2 separate regions of the Homo sapiens genome follow, and region 1 is linked to region 2. The links are chromatin contacts, found by Hi-C or POLR2A ChIA-PET in ENCODE. All regions are on one chromosome and are shown on one strand. Each heading gives the region's core, a stretch centred on a gene start or an enhancer-like site at or near the end of the contact. The rest is flanking DNA. Distances are from core to core; before and after follow the strand shown.

Evidence for each region. Hi-C counts contacts between places; a loop is a spot of excess contacts on that map. ChIA-PET counts read pairs that join two places held with the same protein, here RNA polymerase II (POLR2A). Pooled maps may share reads with other maps.
Region 1: a loop to region 2 is called in a map with no recorded cell type, with 8 times the contacts of the local background. The contact joins two enhancer-like sites. A Hi-C loop is called at or near these places in 1 of 37 single-sample maps with no recorded cell type and 1 of 50 pooled maps. POLR2A ChIA-PET finds 5 or more read pairs at or near these places in 2 of 52 experiments (AG04449 and activated T-cell).

What each region holds. Positions count from the first base shown.
Region 1 is chr11:75,870,643-75,874,969 of GRCh38, forward strand. The region is part of intron 3 of UVRAG (UV radiation resistance associated); the gene reads left to right. Among named protein-coding and RNA genes, the nearest start is that of UVRAG, 58 kb to the left of the region's middle. RefSeq lists an enhancer at 2,933-3,434. Within about 2 kb of position 2,894, at least 4 of the 41 ENCODE cell types and tissues checked have a DNase peak (open chromatin) inside an H3K27ac peak, as active enhancers do.
Region 2 is chr11:75,338,114-75,342,521 of GRCh38, forward strand. The region is part of intron 1 of ARRB1 (arrestin beta 1); the gene reads right to left. Among named protein-coding and RNA genes, the nearest start is that of MIR326, 5.1 kb to the left of the region's middle. RefSeq lists enhancers at 2,408-3,271, 2,635-2,824, 3,272-4,135. Within about 2 kb of position 2,663, at least 34 of the 41 ENCODE cell types and tissues checked have a DNase peak (open chromatin) inside an H3K27ac peak, as active enhancers do.

The DNA.
Region 1 (4,327 bases), core at 1,644-4,143, 530 kb after region 2:
AGGAGGGTTTAGGCTTTAGGACATACATCAGGAAGAGATGACTTCATTTGATTTATTTCAGTGGGGCACCTGTTGTTTTTTCCCTTGTTGGATCTTTAAAAAAAATAGTTTAATTACTTTTTATTGAGATATTGTACACATCTAGTAAATGCACAAATAATAGCCTTATGACTTTTCAAAAGGAACTGATCAATGAAACACGATCATCTTTTGCTTTTCTTTGCTTTATTTTATTTTTTTTTTTGATACGGAGTTTCACTCTTGTTGCCCAGGCTGGAGTGCAATGGCGCGATCCCGGCTCACTGCAACCTCCGCCTCCAAGGTACAAGCGATTCTCCTGTCTCAGCCTCCCAAGTAGCTCAGATTACAGGCATGTGCCACCATGCCTGGCTATTTTTTTATATTTAGTAGAGATGGGGTTTCATCATAACATGTTAGTCAGGCTGGTCACGAACCCCAGACCTCAGGTGATTCGCCCACCTCGGCCTCCCAAAGTGCTGGGATTACAAGCATGCGCCCCTGCGCCCGGCCTATCTCTTGCTTTTCAGTCACTACCTTTTCCCAGAGAGAACCTCTCTTCTGACTTCTAACACCATAGCTTAGTTCTGCCTGGTTATGAACTTTTACATGGCATATGCCCTTTTTTTTTTTTTTTTTTTTTGAGGCAGAGTCTCGCTCTTGTTGCCCAGGCTGGAGTGCAATGGTGGGATCTTGGCTCACTGCAACCTCTGCCTCCCAGGTTCAAGTGATTATCCCACCTCAGCCTCCCAAGTAGGTGAAGTGTGCACCACCATACCAGGCTAATTTTTTTTTGTATTTTTAGTAGAGACAGGGTTTCACCATGTTGGCCAGATTGGTCTCGAACTCCTGATCTCAAGTGATCCGCCCACCTTGGCCTCCCAAAGTGCTCGGATTACAGGCACGAGCCACCGCGCCCGGACTGCATCTGCTCTTTTGCTCAGCATAATATTTGTGAGATTCGTTCATGTTGTATATAGTAGTTCACTAATTCTAATGAACATATCCTTTGCTGAACATATGTGTGCCTTTCTCTGAGGTAGGTACTTAGAAGTGGAATTAAGTGCTGGGTTGTAGGTTATGTTCAGCTTTAGTAGATATTGCCAAATAATTTTCCCAAGCATTTGTACCAGTTACATCTTACCAGCAGTGTGAGATTTTTAGTTGCTCTATCCTTGCCCAAACTTGGTATTATCTATCTTTCAAGTTTTAGCCATTCTGGTGGGATTATGGTATTATGTTGTGGTTTTAGTTTAGTTTAATATGGTATTATGATATTTATGTTGTGGAGCACTTGTTCTGGAAAATCATACCAGTTAATGCCAATTAGGAATAAACAAATCCCGAACAAGTATTGGAGTCTTTTTAAAAAAATTGATGGGATATATTTGATCTAACTTGATAGTTAACAAGCTCTTTTTCATCTTCTTTTTGACTGTTCAAGGATAAGTGGAGTTGGTGGTCTGTTGAATTCCAGTTTAGTAAAATATTACCATTTGAGTTTTTCATATCCATATTACCTTTTAATGGATTTCCTTCCTCTCCCCTTTCTTAAATAGGGGAAGATTATTCAACCTTTTCTCAACAAGTCAAGGTTATCATGAGGAACATTAATGATTATATTATATTCGAACTTCAGGGGCTGCCTGGGACATAAGGCTCCATTATTCTTACTTTAGACAGTCCCCACAACATGGCCTTCCTCGTATACAAAAGTGATCTAATGCTGCCTTTTTTTTTTTTTTTTAGACGGAGGCTCACTCTGTCGCCCAGGCTAGAGTGCAGTAGTGCGATCTCGGCTCCCTGCAACCTCTGCCTCCCAGGTTCAAGCGATTCTCCTGCCTCAGCCTCCTGAGTAGCTGAGATACAGGCGCGCCCCACCACGCCCGGCTAATTTTTGTATTTTTTAGTAGAGGTGGGGTTTCACCATATTGGCCAGGCTGGTCTCAATCTCCTGACCTTGTGATCTGCCTGCCTCAGCCTCCCAAAGTGCTGGGATTACAGGTGTGAGCCACCACTCCCGGCCTGCTGGCATGATTTTAGAGTCAGTGTCAGATATTGACTTTGTCTTCCTGTTCCAGATATAACCAACCATATGACGTTAGACAAGTGACTTAATAATTCTTAGCATCAGCTTCTCCTGAAAAATTGGGATAGTGCTGTCTGTTTCACAGGACTCTTGAGTTTCATGAAGATTAAGTAAGAATATATAGTCAAATTAGTAGTATAGTACCTGGCACACTGAACCTTTGGTAATGGTGCTGGATATTGTAGAGGATAAATACGCTAGTAGAAATCCCTGCCTTTGAGGAGCTCACGTTCTGGAGGGGAAGACAGGCAAAAAAATCAGTGATGGTGATGTGTCATGCCAGGTGCCGTAAGAAAGTTAACCACTCACAGGTTCCTATGGGAGCATAGAGGAGCGGCAGCCAGCCCCATGGACATCAGTGAACACACAGCTTTCATTGTTCCCCCTTTCTTGTAATAATTATACCAGTAGTAAAAATGAGTAAAATGGTTTTTATTCTCTATTTATAAAGCATGATTCATATTAGGTGAGAAAGCGAATCACTTTTTCCAAATGAATCTTAAGCTATGCTTTCTGGTCTTGGCCTTAAATTTAATATTTTTGACCCCAAAGTGATTAGGTCTTGTTGCAGCAAAGTGCCAGGAATAGTTTTTTTTTTTTAATTCTGCAAATATTTGAATACTTACTTTGTCTCCAGGTTACTGTATTATCTACTTGGGAAAACAATAGCAAAAAAAGCCCCATCCTCGCAGTCGGTGGCAGGCAGAGAAGGCTGACAGTTAAAGAGAATTGGGAAGGCTTCTGAGGAAGAGATGTTTGAACTGAAACCTAGTGGTCAGAGAAACGTTAACCAGGAAAAGAATGGGTGGGGGTAGAGGCAGGGAGGGGGTCCCACCAGAGGCTCTCAGCTTCCTCATTTCAGAACTTGAGGTGGACTAGGCAAATTCAAAGGTCCCTTTTATTGCTTTCATTCCTAGCATATGTAAGCTAGAGGAAGCCCTCATTTTGTCTCTTTCTATGTTGTACGCAGCTTGCTTGTTTGTCCTGTAGTTCATGTTAAATTAAATCCGGTATAGTGCTCAGCATGTAGTAAATGGCTCACAAATGATTGCCATTACTCATGTAAGGTAGAGTTGGTGAAGGGTACTCAGTTCCAGGGGAGCAGGCACATCCTCAGGCTGCAGGCTAGAAGGCTTTTCCCCAGCATTCCTAGCTACAGTTTTCTCAGCGTCCTCGGTGGACAGTTGGGTGAACCAGTGAAGGGCCAGTTCCTTCTTAGCTAATCTGTAATGAATGCTTCATTCTTGTAGTAGTGGTCTAGGCTTTGCTATTATGTTTAGTCGTTTGTTTTGTCTCAGCTCTAGTCAGCTGTAGAGTCTGGTGATGGAGCAGCAAGAGCAAGTGTGAGACCTGTGGAGTCTCCCCAGTTCTTTCTCTCAGAGAATAGGGCATAGGCAGAGGGCAGAGTTCTTTCTTCCTTTTCTGCCTCTGGCTGTGAGATATAAAATAAGGAAATTGTTGACATTCTCTTTAGCCCGCCTTTGTTCTAAATTCTGTCTTTTGTAATTTGGTAGAAAGAGAAAAAAAAAACAACAACACACACACACAAAATGAACATGAGACAAATTCTAGAGAACTAGATTCAAATTCTGATACTGTTTTTACTAAGTGACCTTAGGCAAGAAGACTCAGTTTCTGTGTTTTATTGATTTTTAATTTTTCACAATTTAACATTCCTGCACAATCTAGATGCATCTTAAAACCAGTTCTTTTTGGTTGTATATACAATTATGATGCATTTTATGATTGGTGATGTCTTGGATTTGATGAAATATGGTATTTCGTCTTAACTATTAGAATTAACAAATTGTCTTATTTACTTCATGTGGATTTATTGTTAGGATTAACAAGGCTTATTCAGCAGATTAAATATTTGTATGTGCTAGAATAAGCATTCTCTATGCCCTTTTTATCTATTATTAATACTTTATATAGTGACTGTCACTAGTAAGTATTAAAATAGTAGCTATTGCTGTAATTAGTTTTTTATTACTATTCTGTTCAAGCTTCATAAAAACCCTGTGAGGTGATAGTTTTATAACTGAAGATTCTGAGACACAGGGAATTATGCAGTTCAACAACGTGGCTTCATTATAGCACTTTCCTCTCTACCACTCTGCCTGTCAGCTCTCTTCATTTTTCAGAGGAAAGGCTGAAGCTACGTGATTCTTTAAAGCCATTCCACAAGCCAGTGGTTCTGTTTGGGTGACGGTCTGCTGC
Region 2 (4,408 bases), core at 1,413-3,912:
GAAAGGAGTGTGGAAGGGACATTAGAGACAGATCCTGAAGGGCCTCCAGTGCCACCTAGAGAATGGGGACTTTCCCATAGGACATGGGGAGCAGTGGATCAGGCCTTAGGCTGGGAAGAATGACCAGATGTGAATTTCAGAATAACAGGATGGCTTGGAGGGTTGGGACTGAGCAGAAAGACAGCAACTAGAAGACAATTGTAATGATCCAGGCCAGGAGTGGGGCTTGACCTGAGCCAGTGGCGGTAGAATGAGGAGAACAGTACTTTGGGAGCCATGTCTCTATCACCATTCAGTTTGGATCCCCTGAACTGGGGCTGCCCACAGGAAGGCATGGTTTTCTCTTCTCCAGGGAGCTCAGCACACCCCCATCCAGGTCTACACTCAAATGGAAGTTGAGGCCAGAGCCTCAGTGTACAGAAACTCAGGTCTTTCTGTACACTGGGTCAGGGCTCAGTGTGGGGCCAGGTCATGGTTCTTTGAAAGTTCTCCCTACTACAAAGTTTACTCTGCAAATGGTGAACATCAGAGGTGGCTGAATTGTTTCAAGTATGCACAGTGAATCACTGCTGTACTGAATCGCTGCTGTGGAACAGTCAGCGCAGGGAGAAACGACAACGCATATTAATCACTTGATTATGATGTGTAATCATTTTTGTCATTTTTAGAATGTCAAAAAAATCTGTTGCAAAAAAAAATCTCCTTATTGAGTTTTAAAACGTCTGTAGGTTTCTCCCAGTACCCTGGGGCAATAGAGACCCATCATAACATCAACCAGTGATGAGCCCTGCTAATGTGCTGGGTGCTTTAATTAGCACAGCTGTAACCGAGAAAGGATGAACACATTATCTCCAGAGGCTGGAAAACTTGCCTACAGACATGCAATTACTGGTAAAGGGGAGGGGAGAACCCCAGCCTGCTGCCTCCTCTCCACCACTCCACGTGGCCTCAGTGTGCCCAAAGATAGCCCTCCAATCTGTAGAGACCAGCGCACATGGCCCCTGGCTGCCAGCCCCAAAGCCTGGAGCTGTTTCTCCTAAGACATAGTTTCTCAACTGTCTCATGCCCATGGGCTCCTCTGGGAAGAGCCATCAGATCTCTGCAGTGTCTCCTGGGCTAGAGGGAAGCTTTCCTCTCCATACCCTCAGGACAGTAGACCCTGGTTTCCAATGGCAGGTTTGCTGAGCCCAGTGTCTCCTGATATACCCACCCCATTTTCTTTCTCCAGGCAGAAACACTTACTGTGATGCCCTGTGGCAGAACTTTCACTTTTCACCCTAGTTTTTTTGTCCTCAAGCAGTCTGCATTCCCAAGACACTCCTTACTGACAGCAGATGAAACCAGTGCCTGACACTATGCCGGCACATAGTAGGTTTCTCAAGTCTGCTGAAGGAAGTCAGTCCTGGATGAAAACACATGTCACAGAGATACTGCCAGGAAGAGTACTACCTCTGGCTCACACAAACGCACTTTCCAACCAGGTCGTGAGTCCCTACTTCTGGGGAGCTGCCTCTGATCCTTAACCTCTGGCCCTGTTTTGTCCCTGCTATAAACAGATGCCCACTACCCCTCTTCTGGCAGCTGTTGAGATCATCTATTTCCTCTCTCCCAATACATCTGAGCAGCATGAGGGCAGAGACTTGTCTGGGTCCTCTTCATATTTCAGGTGCCCAGCACAGGGCCCGGGGTGTGGCACAGAGAGAAAGCTTTGTTCCTTGGAACCTCCTCAGGAGGGCAGCGATGGCCTAACAGAAACGATATAAGCTAACCCTGAAAACTCCTAGCCCGAGGCCCGGGGAGATAGTGTTCCATGTCATGAGGTTTCTTGCCACCCAGAACCTGGGAAGGCCAGGCCCTCAACTTCGGAGAAAGGGCAGCCTCAGGCGGGAGGCAGAGCAGAGCTGCTCCATAAATCCCCTTCCCACTCGGAGAGAGACACACCACTGGGACAGGCCCGGCCACTTCGGGACATGCCTTGAGTGGAGGGAGAAATGTTTGTGGAATTGAATGGAACAAACTGTAAAATGCTAGCTATTTGTTCCTCTGGCTGCAGAGGCCAGTTGCCCTCTGGGGGCAGTTTGCAGGCAAATTATCTCAGGACGAGGCCTGTTTCCTCTAATGAGGCTTCCCCGCTTTGCAGCTCTGCTCCCAAGAGAGTTGGAGGGGACAATGCTCAGAGCCAACCCCAGAGGCCTGCACTGAGGAAGCATACATGGCTCACCATTCTACACAGTGTGGGCGGCACTACCACTATCCAAGGCAGGGGGATGCTCCCCACGACCTTCTGGGTGCAGGAATTCTGAGCAATGCAGCACCTCCTCCAAGGCCCCTCTGGGGAAACAGGGAGGAAAGGAGCAGGGAGGCATGCTCAGTTATGTAACCAGCTGCCTTGGAGTCAGAGTCCCTGGCATATCTCAGCCCAGCACTACGAGGAGAGGCTGTGGGGGCTGGGGGTCTTTCTTCTCTTTTGCTGCCTCCTCCAGACCTGGCAGACCCTGTAGCAGGCGCTGCTTTCCAAGTGCCTGAGCTCCAAGCAGGCACCTCCTACTTGGGGTTGGGAACCAGGAAAGCTGTTGTTTTCTGAGTGTGTGAAACAGTGGCCTGCTGGCTCCCTTGGCAGAAAGCCAGGCTCGGGGCTCTGCACAGGGGTGAGGGTTAAGAAAGAGGAGCCTGGGGCCAGGATGCCAAGGGACTTCCCTCCACAACCGCCCCCAGCTTCCTGCTCCCCAATCTCTCCCCACTTCCTCCTAGAGAATCTGCCGTGGGTGAGGGGCCAGAGGGGAGTGGCGCCAGCAGCCCCAGCACCACACTGCTGCTGCTGGCCCTGGGCAATCTCACTTCCCTTCCTGCCTTCCTTGGAGCTTCTCCGCTGGCCGGCACAGCCCCCACTCCCTGTGCCCCCACCCCCGCGCACTCAGCTGTGTACACTACCCTGGACCATGGAAAAGAGGGATGAAAGAGGAGGAAGGGGACATGGGAGAGGGAAGGAGCTGAGATCCACCCTCAGTCTTGAATGATGATGGCTTTTTTGTTGTTGTTGTTGAGACAGAGTCTCACTCTGTCACTCAGGCTGGAGTACAATAGTAAGATCTCAGCTCACTGCAACCTTCACCTCCCGGGTCCAAGCAATCCTCCCACCTCAGCCTCCCTGGTAGCTGGGATTACAGGTGTGTGCCACCACACCTGGCTAATTTTTGTATTTTTAGTAGAGACGAGGTTTCACCATGTTGGCCAGGCTGGTTTCGAACTCGTGACCTCAGGTCATCTGCCCACCTCAGCCTCCCAAGAGGCTGGGATTACAGGCGTCAGCCACCATGCCTGGCCGACAATGGCTTTTTATGAAGCCCTTACCCTCTCTGCCCACAGAAACCCCATTAATATTATTATACCTATTTCCCAAAGGAGAAAACTGAGGCCGGAGAGTTTAAGACCCAAGCTGAAGGTCATGGAGCTAGCAAGTGAGCAGTAGAGCAGAGTCTGCCTAACTCTGAATTCCAAACTCCAAACCTCCTGCCTCTAGCTCTGGGAGCCCCTCCTCCACACTCTCTGAGGGTGCTACTTGGGCAATTCCTACACAGATGGAAATGACACTGCCCAGCCCTGGGGAGGGAGCCCTCGGCCTTAAAGAGTCCCTCGCTGAGGACTAGTTTGGGAACCACAGGACAGTCCCAAAGACAGGACCAAGGCTCAAGGGCAGGACATGCTTGGGGAGCCAGGTGGGCAGACTGCTGCTCCCAACTGTCTTCCCTTCCCACCCAGTCTAGGCTGGCTCAGACTCCTACACTGTCTGCCACTTCCAGAAGGCAGGGCTGCCAGAGGCCAAGCTGTCCCGCCAGAATCACACTGCTGCTCACGCCCTCTCCCCTCCTAACGAGAGAAGGAAAGGGTCCTAGGGAGGAGCCTCTAGGCCAAAGCCTCTCCTACTTCCTGCTTGACACATAGAGAAACTGAGGCCCAATGAGGAAAAGCAGCTTGCCTATGGCAGCACAGGGACAGTGAAGAAGTGAGATCCCTGTCTCCCAGGCCAGAGCCCCTTCCCTCCATTCACCCCACTTGGGTGCTCTCCTCAGATGGCACCTTTGGGCATCTGCCCACTTCTCTCCCTCTTTCTCACCTTCCCTCTGCACTTCCTGCTTCCCTCTCCGAGCCCTGCTCTGCAGACCCATTTCTGAGCCTCCCCTGTTACATCTCCTCCCAGCCTCACCACCTCACCCCCCTTCCCTCTGCTCTGGGCCAAGGAGCAATGCTTGGGTGGTTTAATTAGCTGATTATGACCGCAGCCTGCTGGATGCAGTGCCCAGAATTCTGTCCCCAGTAATTAGGTGGGTTCTGAGTACTTGCCCAGTGGGGAGCCGATGGGGAGCTCTGTGCTCTGCCAGCCAAGGGAGGCTGTCCAGCTGAATAAAGA